Regions from separate parts of the Mus musculus genome. Here regions 1 and 2 are each linked to region 3. The links are chromatin loops, found by intact Hi-C in ENCODE. Cell type or tissue: heart. All regions are shown on one strand.

Region 1 (5,000 bases), 590 kb after region 3:
GTAAAGTGCCCAGTACGCTGGCTGACTAACTGAACACTAATGATCCCGTTTGGTCCTTAGGACAGGCAGTGCTATATCTATGCATGTAGTTTGTGGGCTTGTGTTATGTGGTCCAGGCTGGCTTAGGCGCTGACAGCGGGCGTGTGCTAAAGAGACCTCTTACTGCAGTTTTATTCTTGAGATAAGGAAGCCGAGGCTTAGGAACATGGAGTACATTTTTCAGGGCAACACTATTAACACGTGAAGGAGCTGGGGTTTGAATCCAGTAACTTGGGTTAAATCTGGTAACCAAGCTGTGAAACTCTTAATGAAAACTCTCCCCAACAGTAAACATGCTGTTTAAGCAGAATGACCACTGCTAGTGTTTAAAACCTTGTCTCAAATGTCTCAGGATGTTCTGGGCCTTTAAGACGGCAGAGGGAAGGTCAGCTCTCAGCAAGCATTGCTGCTGATGTCGGGATGTGTTGAGGCGAGAAAGCCCAGAAAGGCTTAAGCTGAGGAACCAATAAGTGTAATTATTCCCTACTGCTTTCTCGGGGATGCCTAGGAACATCAGGACTGGTGTAAGGAGTTAGGAGTCTGGAATTGCCTATTTACCCAACCCCCTCTGCCCCATTGCTATCCCAGCTAAGATCAAAGGCCTTGTTTTCTTTGCTGTAGAAGCCTCACCTTTATAACTAGATTTTGACCTCTGACATTTTTGATTTTGACCTCTGAGTTAAGAAAGCCTAACTGAAAGCAACTTTTAAAAGGATAAAGACGGGAATTCATACTAGTTGGTATTATATATAAACATCACAAGTTGCCCTTCAACCCTACCCCTATACACCTCCCCATCTCCTACGACACTGACATATCAATAAGCTGTGGCTACATATTCTGCTAAGCTTTCTCATCTTCCCCAGGCCTTCCTTTCTTTGTCAGTGACTCTAATCAGAAAATGCATCTACCATGTTTGACACTGAGCCTCCCCGTGGCTGCTGACTCTTGTTTCTCAGGACCCAGTGAAGGTCCTTGCTCCCATCAGTGAGCCTGATTCTCTCACTGTTTTGTGTCCCTCTGTTTAGAGACTTGCTGTGCTTGTCTTGTGTCTAATTCAACCGTTTCATTTTTTATTTGCAGTGTGCTGAAGATCAACCCCAAGATATTGTGTGTGATAGGTAAATACTCTTAATAACCTACATCCCTATCCCAGCTTTAAAGGATTTAAATTTTATTTTTATTTAATACGTATGAATGCTTTGCCTGCATATAAGTCTGTGCACCACATGTGTGCCTGGTGCCAGAAGAGGAAATCAGATTTGTTGGAACTGGAGTTGCTGATGGTTGGTCGTGAACCAGCTTTGGATGCTTAGAATTGGATCCTCTGGAAGAGCGTCCACTGCACCATCTCACTAGCCCAGTTTTTGTTTCTTTTCCTTATCACTCACAACATCCAAAGAAATACAGGCTTGCTCAAGAAACCCTCTGTGGTTTTTCAGTCCTTAACCTGCAGATGATCAAATCAAATAGTTTCTTTCCACCCCCCACCCCTGTCTTTACCTCATTCCTTTGGTGGAATTGGATAAAGTTTATAGATTATCAAGTCTTTACCAATACCTGGGATGTATCTCAGTGATAGAGTGGTTGTCTGATATGCACAAGGCCTTGAGTTTGATCCTTAATACAGCAAGCAGACAAACAAACCTTTCTATAAAATATAATTAATGCAGACAGTACCGTGATAAATGAAGTACTTGACAGATTTAAAAGCCAAGTGCACAAAGTTCTCAGTATAAAGTTAGGGCAAATTGCATAGACTGCACTGTCTCAACCACACTTATTTTGATGATAGGTTGGGTGGAATAAGAGTGGAATACTGTGCCATTGAGATGGTCCAGTGGGTATAAGCACTTGGCGTGTCATAGTTAGCTGCAGTTGTCAACTTCATACAAACCGACTGTCACCTGGGAAAGGGGAACCTCAAGTGAAGATCTGCCTAGGGTAGATGGACCTGTGACCGTATCTGTGGGAGCATTTTACTGATTGCTCATTGATGGGGGAGAGGGGGCCCAGCCCACTGTGGGTGATACTGAGGCACGTGGGCCAGGGCTGTAGCTGAACATGAATCGGGGAGTAAGCAGCGAACCTCTGCAGTTTTTCCATCAAGCTTCTGCCCTGAGCTCTGTCGTTGCTTTCCCTCAAGGAGGGAAAGGTGTGAAGTATAAGATGAACCGTCCTCTCCAGGTTGCTTTGCTCATGGTATTTCTTACAGGAACAGGATAGCCAACTACACTCTATGTGCGCCTGAGGATCTGAGACAGATTCCCTGCATCCCACCACCAAAGGGGAAAACGTGGTTCCTCAAAGTTGTTGTATAACCTCCAGTCACGAGTGCCTGTATACACACACTTCAAACACACAAAAACATTAATAAAATACTTATTTTAAGAAAAGACTAGCTGGGCAGTCGTGGTGCATGCCTTTAATCCCAGCACTTGGGAGGCAGAGGCAGGTGGATTTCTGAGTTCAAGGCCAGCTTGGTCTCCAGAGTGAGTTCCAGGACAGCCAGAGCTATACAGAGAAACCCTGTCTCGAAAAAACAAAAGCAAAAACAAAACAAAAAAAGACTAGCTATAACTGAGCAGTGGAATTACTGGTGATTTTGGTTTCCTCCTTTACCTTGACATTTGTGAGAATAAAAGGGACATTTTTTTCCTGGTCTGCCACCTTCTGGTAAACTGCAGCAACGTTCCAGCATAAATTTTGTCCAGTGGTGGCTTTCTTTAGGCCCCAGGCCCCTCTCTCATTGCAAGCTTCTCTCATTTCTTAAGCCAGAGTTGTATTCCTTTCCAATCTCGCCGTTGATTTTCCTTTTGTTTTGTAAACATTGCCTCATAGATCTCCTTTTGCATGGGAAGCAATGTATTAGATCTGTTTTCAGTTGATTGTAGTTTTTATCCATTTCTATCCCAGGCAACTTCTGTCCTGACTGAGCTGAAGATGTGCCTAACATGGAGAAAGCATGCTATCCAGATGAACAGATAGCCATGTGGAAGCAGGTCTTAGGGGAAGGGCCAGAAGCCCCAGTGAGCCAGGCAAAGTGGCAATCCCAGCACTCAAGAGGGTGAAGCAGGAGGATCAGCAATCTGAGGCCAGCCTGGGCTATTCAGCAAATTAGGGTAGCCTCAGATCTGTAGTAGGGCCTTGTGTCATCAGTGTAGTAGCTCCTTTTCTTGTTCTAATGAAATACCCCAGGGTACAGACCGTCATGGCAGGAAAAGCAAGGCAGCAGGAACTGGAGACAATCTGTCACCCGCATCCCCAGGCAGGACACAGAAGATGAATGCTGTCCCTCACTCCATCTCTCGCTTTCTCCTTCAACCTAAGGAATGCTGCTGCCCAGGTCGATCAAAGACAGAGGCAGACACTGTGGGGTGTATTAAGGCTTCCTAGCAGGCAGTGGAACAGCTCTGATGGACTGACCACCTAGCAGCTTCACAGAAGTGCTTTTTATTGATTGTTACAATAAAGGCAACCTTTCTAAGTCAGTTCCTGAATACCAAAATCTCTTATCAGATAGAGAAGTTGTCTTGGGGAGTCTTTACCTAAGCAAACACAGTTACTATAAGAATTCCGGATTTGCCAGGAATGTCTTATGACTGAGATTATGCTAAGGTTCTAAAATTCCCAAGAAAGAGCAATCCCATAGATTTCAGATACAACCAATTATTCCTAAGAGATGACCTCAAGGCCTAAGTAGCTATCACTCCAGAATAAATGCCAGGTATAATGTTCTTCTAAAATTCAACTGCAGTTGTGGGTCTTCCACCTCAATTAACTGAATCTAAAATAAAATCCCCTCACACATGTGCCCAGAGATGTGTCTCAGGTAATTCTAGGTCCTGGCAAGGTGACAATCAATAGTGATGAACACATCTTGCAAGAAGGAACCTCTTAATAAAGTCTTTCGTTTATTTTCTGGGAGGACAGGCAGTCAGCTACCATTGGCAATCAATGTGAATTAGCAAGAGCAGCTACACAGAAGGTGGACTTAAGAACACAGGTAGAGGCAGGAATAGTTACAGGGTTGCTGCAATGAGAGTCTGAGGTGAGGATGTACGAGAGCCTGAGAGAAGGCAGGCAGCTATCCAACAGCTGGAACAGGCCAGGGCTTCCTGGAGAGGAGTGATCCTGCATGCTCAGTCAAGATGACTGCGTTTCAGGTGACCCTAGGCTTCCAACCTGATTGACCTGGTGATCTGAGGAGCCCTCAACTAGGCAGCAAGTACAAGATGGGGGGAACAGAGTCTGAAGAAGTGGTATGTCAGCCTCATACAGCCATGCCAAAATAAATGTTCAGCAGGCAGATGAAGACAAGCTTGGAGAGAGTGGTGGCTGCCATATACGTGTAGGGAGGCAAAACCAGAAAACCGAATGAGATTACTTCAGTAGCAAGTGCAGAACAAAGAGGAGAAGCTGGGCATGAAGCTGAGTGTACCAGTATTCAAGGGGCAGACCCCAAGAGAGAAGTGTGCAAGGGACACAGAATAAGAAAAGGAAACTCAGAAGGCATGTACGATCATGCCTTCGATCCCAGCACTCAAGAGGGCCAAAGCAGGAGGACCACACACTAAAGTCCAGCTCAGGATGCCCACTGAGATCCTATCTTTGAAAAAAATGGGGTGGGGAGGGCTGTGAGGGGAGAAGATCAAAAAGAAGCAAAAGAACAAACCTGGAGTGAGTTATCTCTGGTACAAAGTCCAGAAAGCAGAAGGGACTAAGACATTAATAAGCCCAGAGTTAAGAAGCCTTTCTTAACCTGTCATGCCTTTAATCCCAGCACCCAGGAGGCAGGAGTAGGAGGCTCTGTGAGTTGGGGCCAGTCTTCTACATAGTGGGTTCCAGGACAGCCAGGGCTACATAGTGAGACCCTATCTAGACAATTAGAAAGTCCCTGGGGCCAGGCAGTGGTGGCACACACCTTTAATCCCAGCACTCGGGAGGCAGAGGCAGGCGGA
Region 2 (5,000 bases), 210 kb after region 3:
ATAATTGTCTTGTATGTGAACCATTCCTCATTGAAAAATATAAATCACTACTAAGATGCTCTGTCAAATGGACCTTTTTACTTTTTCAGTCAAGCATTTTAAAAGCTTTTAAAACATTGATATAGATGTTATATGGTATGTTCCACAATCATTTATATCTTGACTAGTATATGGAACCCTTGTTGTAACCGTATGAATAGCTGTAAACTTGGTGTCTGTTACTTGGTTCTCAAGTAGTATGTAATATACCTTAGTGTCTTATAAGAGGAAGTGATATTAGAGTGTGATAGATTTTATGATAATGACCCTGAGTGGCAGATTACTTTCTTACACCAATTAAAGTTATGTCCACATAAGGCTTAGAGAAATCTTAGGATAAGAATGTAACCGATTAGATCTAAAATGTGTTAGCACTTTGTCTCCCTGTCCCCATTCAAAGCCTGATCCAGTTTTCTAGGGAAGGAAGTCTAGCTGGCTCAGATGTTCATTTCTTACCATAATTGGCCCCTTCTTGGATGTAAGTGATTTTCTGTGACTCCTAGAACTTTAAATTTTTTATCTATATTAATGATGGGGTCTGATTCTTTTTTAATAATTCTTCATTCTATTCAAAGATTATTAAAGCAATTCTTCACATCCACCAAAATAAATATTCCTCCAAAGATCCACACGGTCCCCAATTCTTCAACTTTTAAAATCCCATGAGTGTGTATTACTAAGCTTAAAGGGAGGAAATCTTAAAGTGAAGACATTGATATCACCTTAGCCAGAAGCCTGAAGCTTCCGTTTCTCCCCATCAATGTTGACGGTAGTGATTCTTCATAGGCATAAAGCCTATGTCACTCGGGGAAAGACACTTCTCTTATAAAAGGCACATAGCCCTCATCTAGGAGGACCATCCAGGACTAAGATACAAAGCAAACCCATTGCTTCCCTCTTGGTTTTTAGATAAGAGAACTGATGCAAACCGTTTCTTGCCAAAGGAACAAGAGGTCCTATATAATGTCCTGAGTGAGCCTCCCCAGAATCCACAATACAGATCATAGTTTAAGCAATGAATCATCAGTGAAGGATTGAATCTAGTAGAATCAGAAATGACCAAATGATCAACCTTCGCGTTCTTCTAAAAACAAGTCATAATCATATTCCATTTCTGCTCATGACAGTTGCAACTGTTTTCAAAATTATAAAAATGCAGGGAAAAACCCTCAGGGTTTAAATTTCCAAAATTATTTGAGAAATAAAAGAATTTGAGGGCAGCTCATACAAAAATACTATAACGTATTTGAAAGGTGTTTATTTGTTTGCTTTCCTGGCTAGTTCCAAAGATGTAAAAGCTCACTGAGGTGGCTTTGCATTCAAGTTAAATGTGTTCAAACAAAAAAATAAATTAAATCAAATGCTCCACAGCCTATACTCTACCACAACCCACGACAAATGCCTGTTTCTATAAACTAAAGTCAGGAGATAAGTTGGCTTTATATATTAATAGCACTTAAAATATTTCCTGTTGCCAAATAAAGGCATTAAATGGTCTCTCAAAGCCCTGGATCTATATGGGGGAATTCCTGCCCACCCTGAATGTCAGGACACAGTTTTACACACACACCACACACACACACACACACACACACACACACACACCTTTGGAAGCATTCTTGAAGTTGCTTTCTCAGCAAAGGTTAGATGACATGTTTGCATGTAGCTATGGTATTAATTAGTGAAGGAAGTTTCCTTCCAGGAAAGAAGTCCAGGAAGCAGCTGAGTTGTATATGAAGCCAGGTCCTTCCTTACCAGGAGACTTTATCAACACTGTGAGGACAGAAAGCGCTGGCATACTGGGAAGGAAGCAGTCTCATTAAGTGAGCAAGGACTGCTCGATGACAGCCATTGCTCTTGCTGAATTCCAAGGGAGATGGCTCCACAGATGAAGTACCTGTTGCCAAGCTTGATCTCCAGCTTAGTTCCCCAGAACCTCCATGGTTTTATGAGAGAGAACCGGCTACTACAGTGATTTTCTGATGGCCACCTGCATGCTATAGTACATGGACACTCAGATACACCCATACTAACGAAGAATAAATAGATGTAATTAAAAATCAAAACGGTCTCTTACAGCCTGATGTGAAACTCGGGTTCAAAAACAATTTTCAGGAGCTGAATTTTTTGAACACTTTCTTTTAAAAGGGAAAAATAAGCACACCCCCAGATGTAGCTAATACTGAAAATAGATGGTTACAACTGGGCTTTATGCTTTGGTGTGGAAGTTCCTGTAGACTCCTTACAAGCTTAGTAGGGGGAAGTCTCCTGCAGGGAACAAGCCTGCGATCTGCCAGTTTATACCTCTTACTAATGTTTTCAGACGTTAAGTTGCCTTATCAGTAAATACGAGGATCAGGACTTTTCAAAGGCACCCCTGGTTGAAAAGCAGGATTTTATCCAATGCATTCCCAAGCCCGGGCTGGGACAGCATCAGAAGACTGCTGCGACTCTATCTAACCATCTTCACAGTAAGGGCTCGTGCAGTGGATCCAAGCGGTGCTCATGAGGACCACAGGGCAGGCTTTCTGACCTTACAAAGCCGATTACAACCACCACCCACAGTGGTGTTCCATCGCAGAATGGCTTTGCTGAAAGCACAAACGGGGCATGAAGTGTGGGTGGTGGCTGTATCCAAGGCCCAGGCACTGCTTGAGCCTCTGGGGAGTTCTATTTAATTTTCCTTACAGCCCCAGCTGCTTAACATGTACACTTTTTACAAAGTTCAATTTCATAATTGATGAAATAATTATATTTGTGTGAGAGAAAAACAGCAAACTTAAATTTTTCTTCCACATTCAATAAGGAATTGTGAAACCCACATCCTCTGTCTTAAGACTCTTGATGCATTTCACAAGCACCCACATCCTCTGAACTGCCTGCTTATGCAATGCATAGCTAGGCTTCTAATACACTCCCTGTTCCTTGCCATGGACATCCTGAAAGTATGTGATGACTACAAACACTTATCTTATATATTACTATTAACTTACATATAATAAAACACATTTTAAATTAATATTAACTTAAGAAAGAAGCTACAAAGAGATAAAATTCTGATAAAACAATATATGGTTGTGCATTTTAGAGCCAAACCCAAAAGCTTTCTTGATTATACGCTGCCCTGGATCATGCATGCCAGGTCTCCATTTTATTAGCGTGGAAAATCTGGAGTTGACTGTGCTGTCATTTTCAATTTAAAGAGCACTGAGCGTGATATACCAAGAAGCAGAAGAATTTGTCTGAGATAGAAGTTGGAAACACAAACTCAATTCAATGCCCTTTGGTTTATTCTAACTAAAGTGTTAGCTTCTTTCCATCTCTGTAGTGCTTCCAAATGAAGCACCTTCCTGGGGAGAGTTGAATGGTTTGTATACATTCTAAGAGCTCTTCATCTCTGTGGACAAATGGTTATGATTCTGAAGACTAAATCCCATTGTTTTTTTCCAAATGATAAAATTGGAAATGTGGTTTGCTCTTGTGATATATATATATAGTATGGTTCTCACGATTGTGGGAATGTATAGTGAAATTGTGTCATGTCTCTGTTTTAGCTCCAATAAGGACAATCCTGACAGCAACTTCGAGCGTGTACAGATCAACATCACTGCCATTGCTCAGGTCGAAATCAGAGGGTAAGTGGTAAATCACTAAGTTTAGTGTTCAGTGGGATAAAGGTCAGATCATTAGGTACTTTGATTTCCCAGCTGCCTCACAGGGATGCACTTATGACCATGAATATAGACATTAGGCTATCAGTCAGATGTATCTTTCCATAGTTTATTGGGTGTCCATTTTATTTTGAAAGTCAAGTTTGAGATATAAATTACATGTTGTAAAGTTCACACTTTGGAGAGCCCAGTTTATAAATTTAGAATACCATGAGACCATTGACGGTCATGATTTATTTGGGCTCCATCCTCTGGCATCTTGATCTATTTTCTGTCATGTTACTTTGGCCTTTCCTGGAATGTCACAAAGGGAACTCATTCAGAATGAGAATTACTTCTTCTAGTTAGCATAAAGAATTTGAGAAAGAGCCATATTCTTGCGCGCGTGCACACACACACACACACACACACACATACACACATATATAATTTATTTATATATAATTTAGCCAACTACAAACTTAAGGATTCCAAAAAGAAACAGCGTCCTAGGTTTTTTTGGTTGGTTGGTTGATTGAGGTTGTTTTGTTTTGTTTCTTTGTCAAATTGACACAGCCTTGTCACCTGGGAAAAGGATCCCTTTACTGAAGAATTGCCACAGTAAGATAGTCTGTGGCTATGTCTGGAATGGTTGACTGATGACTGGTGTGGGAGGGCCCAGCCTCCCTAAAAAGTCCTAGATGTCAACACCATTCCTAGACAGGTGGACTGAGCAGAGCCTTGTGAGCTAGCCAGTAATACCATCCCTCCATGGTTTCTGCTTCAGTTTCTGCTGGAGTTCCTGCCCTGAGTTCTCTCAATGATAGACTATTACCTAAAACTGTATGCTGAAATAAACCCATTCCTTCACAAAGGTGTTTTTTCGGTTGAAATATTAATCACAGTGACAGAGAGCAAACTAGAACAAGCACCATCATTTCTAATCTCAGCTGCTTACAGATCTCATTGAAAGCGCTCACGCTCACAGAAGTTAGGTACTGCTGGGGGAAGATCAGATCAAGGTCCTCAAAGTAAGAAGGCAAGGAGGAAGAAACTGGACAAGTGCCAAACACTGGCTTCTCCTTGTCCTGGTCTGGAGAGTAGGACCTATTACTTCCCAGTATTGATTTGTAACAATGTGCAGAGCACTATTTTTAACACAAGTTTTATTGGTCTTTTGTAGAGGGGCATTAATTGATTGATTGCCTGCTTGCCCACCTAAATGATTTTTATCTCCAAGTTAACTAAAATGATATGACCAATGCTCCCATCTAAATTATACTGTTGGTCTTTCTGGTTTGGACAACCTCA
Region 3 (5,000 bases):
GTAGTTTCCAGTTTGACTTCTATCAGACAGACCTGTAAGAAACACTGTGTGAGGCAAGCCTACTCAATGTTCATGCACGATTGACTTGCTAAAGTAGATGTGTTTTAAGGAACTTTTTCTTAGTAATAACTTTATTGAAATCTCTTCTATATACTATGCATGCCACTCAGTTGAAATGTAGAATAAATCAAAACTTAAATAGTTTTCTAACTTTATAAAGAAATCCTGGTCTCATCAGCTCCCCTTACTTCCATCCGCTCCATGCCAACAACTCATATAAATAGAATTATATGGCACTGGTGTTTGTATCAAATTTCCCTCACTTTGAACAGTGTTTTCCTATACCAGTTCTTTCCTTATATTGATGAGCAAGTGATATTGCAGGGTATGGTGAGCCATACATCTTTATCAATCATCAATTGCTGGACATTTGAAATAGCTACCTGACTGTTAGGAGTAATGCTGTCAGGGACACCTACGTGCAAGGTTTTGTGAAAGCATGTGTTTTTAATCCTGGATAATACTTTAACTCAGAAGATTTACCATTTTTAGGAATATCTGTTTAACAATTTATGGCAACTTTGTCCCTAAAATATCAATATATCTTTCTGACTGTAGACTTGTGTTTTCTCTGTATCCTGGTGATGACTGAACACTGTCCATCTTTAAAAGTTAGTCAGCTTTTGACAAGGGATTACACATTCTAATTGACATTTGTTCTGCGTCCTAATGAACCTGAGCTCAGGCCTTTGCTCACGTGTAAGCCTGCAGCTGTGCTGTCCTCTGGGAACTGCCTCTGCTCATCATCTGCTGTTGTAGGCGGAGGGCTGGCTTACCACAGTGTCTGAGGCTCTGGAAGTCCTTTAGTTCTTTACAATTCAGGGCATCTCTCCCAACCTTTTCTTTTTTTTTTTTTTTCTCTCTCTCTCTCTTTTTATTAGGTATTTCCCTCGTTTACACTTCCAATGCTATCCCAAAAGTCCCCCATACCCACCCCCCCACCCCCTATCCCAACCTTTTCTTAAGTAAATTTTGTTTAGTGATATCTTTTCTTCCCAAGGGTTTCACTTCTATAATATTCAATCATTTGAACTTTTTTGTCAGTTAGGATTTGGTTGCTCTTCCCCCATATCAACTCCCCAGATAAAACTAATACTTTCTAGTATTTTCTTCAAATGTCTAATATTTTCTTATGTCTTGTCCATTCATCATTTTTATACATTTATTTGATGATTCATTGTAAGCAATAGTTGATGGTCATTAGCTTAAAGATAAGTGGAAAATATGGAAATGTAAACTCTAAGGAATATGATCATTTCTATAACTAAGTAATATCATTTTAAATTATGATTTATCAGAACTAGTAAATCAGAAATGCTGCTGTCCTGAAATTGTACTACTTCTACAACACATTAGCTAGAGCCAGATTGTTAGGTAAAGTTAGTATCCTAGTTAAATCCACATTTGAGATAATCGGTCATTCTGTAGTGTAAGTGTGCATGTATGCTTAACTTGAACAGGATTGTATATTTCAAACAACATCCAGAATATAAATGTAAATGATATGCTGGTTAGTTTTTATTGTCAGCTTGACACAACCTAGCCTCACCTAGGAAGAGACAACTTTGGTTAACTAAGGAACAGTCCAAATCAGGTTGGCTTACATGATAGTTTAAGTGAGGATGACCCTCAGGCTCAGAGATTAGCTTGTTTAGCTACCAGCTGGTGAACGGTTTGAGAGGGAGTAGAAGGATTAGGAGCTGTGGCCTTGTTGGAGTTGGTGTGGCCTTGGAGGAAAATTTCAGTAAAAAGTAACAAGTTTAAGAAGTCTATTGTAAAACTGACTGTAGGTAATGACTAGTCTCTACTTGAAAACTACCGAGAATAGACTAAGTATTGTCGTCTCTCAAATATGTATATGAGGCAAAAAGTTTTCAAATATCTACAATGATCCATTTAAAATATGCTACTAAATTCAGGAAATGAGGCTCCATCTGTCTTGGTGATGAAGTGCACAGATCTGGTCAAGAACCACGCTCAAGTATCTGGCTTAGGTGATATTTCTTTCTCTCTCTTTCTCTTTTCTCCTGGTTTTTTGAAAAAGATGAATATTTCAGGTTATGTTGTATAGTATATATACAACGTTTATTTTGAATTATAGATAAAATTGTATATTACCTTTTGGTAAAAAAAAAAGTTTTATTTCTTTGCCATCAAACTAAATAGTAGCCGGGCGTGGTGGCGCACGCCTTTAATCCCAGCACTTGGGAGGCAAGGCAGAAGCAGGCAGATTTCTGAGTTCGAGGTCAGCCTGATCTACAAAGTGAGTTCCGGGACAGCCAGGACTACACAGAGCAACCCTGTCTCGAAAAACCAAAACCAAACCAAACCAAACAAACAAACAAAAAGACAAAAAAAAAACAAATAAACAACAAAAAAAATCAAACCAGTAGTTTGAAAATTCAATTGGAAATTTGGATACTCTTCATTTCTCTGTTATGAGATAATATAGGCAATGGCAAGATAGTCATAAAATTGCCAATTTCTTGTAAGCAAAAAGTAAAGACTGAGACTTTTAAAGAAAATCCAATGTAAGTAAGTTCTGTAAATGATATGAAAATATTGTTTCACAACTTGGTATAAAAATTATTAGATTTAGTTTTACTGTTGTGCTTAATCTAAGATGATAATAATATTAAGTTTATATTCTGCTTGAGGGTATGAGAATAATGCATTTTGAAATATTATCATCCAGTGCTAGTCATAGTAGTATTCTCCATGTGGAAGAAGTAGAAGATCAGGAGTTCAAGGGCCACCATCTTCAGCTACATAGTATTCTGAGGCAGCTCGTAGTAAAAGTAATATCTAAGCCAGATATGAGCATGTGATTCTCCACCAGATCTGAATACTTCATCACTAAGATAGATGGAGGTCTAATTTTCTGTATTTAGTAGCATGATATTTTAAACCAACCATTGTAGACACTTGACTAACCCCATGGAAATCCATGGTGTAATATCTGGCTGTAACACTAGGTGGTGGTAATGCATTTTAGACTGTGGACCCTGGTTCTCAACATAATGTGCTTTTCTTTAACAGGAAGATTTGCCTCTGCTCACAGTTTAGAGGAAAGGAAACAGGCTGTTTGCTAACCATAGAATATCATTTCTACCCTATCTGCTATTTGCTGTACTCCTAAACCCTGGTGGCTGCAACCCAAGGACTCAAATGTTTTTATTTTATACTATTAATCCTCCTAAAGTTTATGGACAATTCCAAAGAGGTTTTCCTTGTAGATAGTAGATATACTTGTGATAGTAATGTTTTTCATATTTGAAGTTGAATTGAGAAAAGCTTTTTAATCTATGTTTATGGTCCTACTTACTTACTTACTACTTACATTAGCTTTAAGTGTCAGTATACGGAAAGCCTTCCTGCCAGCCCAGGTGAGTGCCAGCCTGTGAGTGCGTAGTGTCTGTATCAGAACCTACTGTGCTGCGTCAGCTGCAGGGTTACTACTTGCTTGACCTTACGTCAGTGAGTCTAGCCTTCTGCTGGTGGCCCATTAGTGTTCACCAGGCTGGCCCAGCCTGTGCTTCTGAGCTCTACTGCCAGCTGCTTGTCTCCAGTTAGAAGTCCCCAAAGTAGCTCAGTCACAGTTTGCATAAAAGTGAAGTCATGCTCAGCCTTCACACAAATCCAGAATATCTTTCTTGAAGTCTTCCTTCCAGTTAATCACTGTTTATCGTGTTTGCCATGGTTATGGGTTTAAGGAACTGAATGTGGTGTCACACACCTGTGGTTCCAGGTACAGAGGAGCCTAAGGTGAAAGGACCCTTGAAGTCAAGGGTTTGGAGCTGTCCTGTGCAACACTGTAAAGCCCCATGTTGAAAAACCAGGAATCTCAGGCAGATTTTCATTCCTTACCTGAGTATGTTAATTTTCATTCTTTCTTATCTTTGGGTTTACATTTTTCTTCTTGTCTTCTCTGGTCTTAGAATTTTCTACATATACCATCAGATTAAATTCAGATGTTGCCATTCTTCCCTGACATGGAAACATGTTCTGCCACACTCTACTCTGTGTGAGTGTGTGTATGTACATATGTAGAGAGCTTGTATCATTTCTCTTTGCCCTTCGTCAGCTCTTTATAAGGCAGAGACTATGTCTTAGTCATCACTGTTTCACAGCCTTAAGCACACTGGCTGCTTTCACTTAGAATAGAAAGGAGTAGCTTGAAGTATCCATGTTTTGCCAGACAGTGGTGGTGTACACCTTTAGTCCCAGCACTTGGGAAGAAAGAGACAAATGGATCTCTGAGTTTGAGGCCAGACTGTTCTACAGAGCAAGTTTGAGAACAGCTGGGACTACACAGAAAAACCCTGTGTTTAAAAACAACAAACAAAAATACAAAGAAAAAAAAAACAAACAAAAAGGAAGGAAGAGAGCGAGAAAAAGGAAGGAAGAAGAAAGAAAGAAGCAAAAATTATGTTTTAAGTGCTATTTAGTTATGGTCACCATTATCCCATAATAAATACTAATACTTATGATTTAACAAGCAAGCTCTTTTTTTTTAGAAAATAAGGGTCAGTCAAGTTACCTCTTTTTATGGAGGTGTGTGTGTGTGTGTGTGTGTGTGTATACGTGGATATATATATTACGTGGATATATATATATATATATATATATATATATATCCATGTCCTATACATATATATATATATAGAGAGAGAGAGAGACACATGTGTGTGTGTGTGTGTGTGTGTATGTGGATATATATATATATCCTATACATATATATATAGACATATATAGATATCTATATATACTATACATATATATGTGTGTGTATATATATATATATATACACACATACATACATACATACATACACATATGTGTGTGTATGTATATATGTTTGTATATGTGTATGTATGTCCACACACATATACATATATATACACACACACATGTGAATATGAGTGTGTGTGTGTATTTGT

The links. Peaks named below come from ENCODE experiments on the same cell type or tissue, not always from the same donor. Only the 100,000 strongest peaks of a DNase experiment are listed, where the experiment ranks them.
Region 1: it touches region 3 in a loop (3-fold over the local background); 4 of 42 quality-filtered maps call a loop at or near these places.
Region 2: a loop joins it to region 3, with 2.2 times the contacts of the local background. A loop is called at or near these places in 7 of 42 quality-filtered maps.

Annotation. Positions count from the first base shown.
Region 1 is chr2:11,792,580-11,797,579 of GRCm38, reverse strand. No RefSeq gene overlaps it. Among named protein-coding and RNA genes, the nearest start is that of Ankrd16, 17 kb to the right of the region's middle. In heart, a CTCF peak has its summit at 2,707 (motif pointing left); no DNase peak of the experiment used is centred here.
Region 2 is chr2:12,172,827-12,177,826 of GRCm38, reverse strand. It overlaps Itga8 (integrin alpha 8), which reads left to right. Exons shown (of 30, transcript NM_001001309.3): 23 at 3,594-3,674. Among named protein-coding and RNA genes, the nearest start is that of E030013I19Rik, 130 kb to the left of the region's middle. In heart, no CTCF peak of the experiment used is centred here; no DNase peak of the experiment used is centred here.
Region 3 is chr2:12,387,271-12,392,270 of GRCm38, reverse strand. The region is part of intron 8 of Mindy3 (MINDY lysine 48 deubiquitinase 3); the gene reads left to right. Among named protein-coding and RNA genes, the nearest start is that of Mindy3, 30 kb to the left of the region's middle. In heart, a CTCF peak has its summit at 3,023; no DNase peak of the experiment used is centred here; H3K27ac peaks cover 462 bases.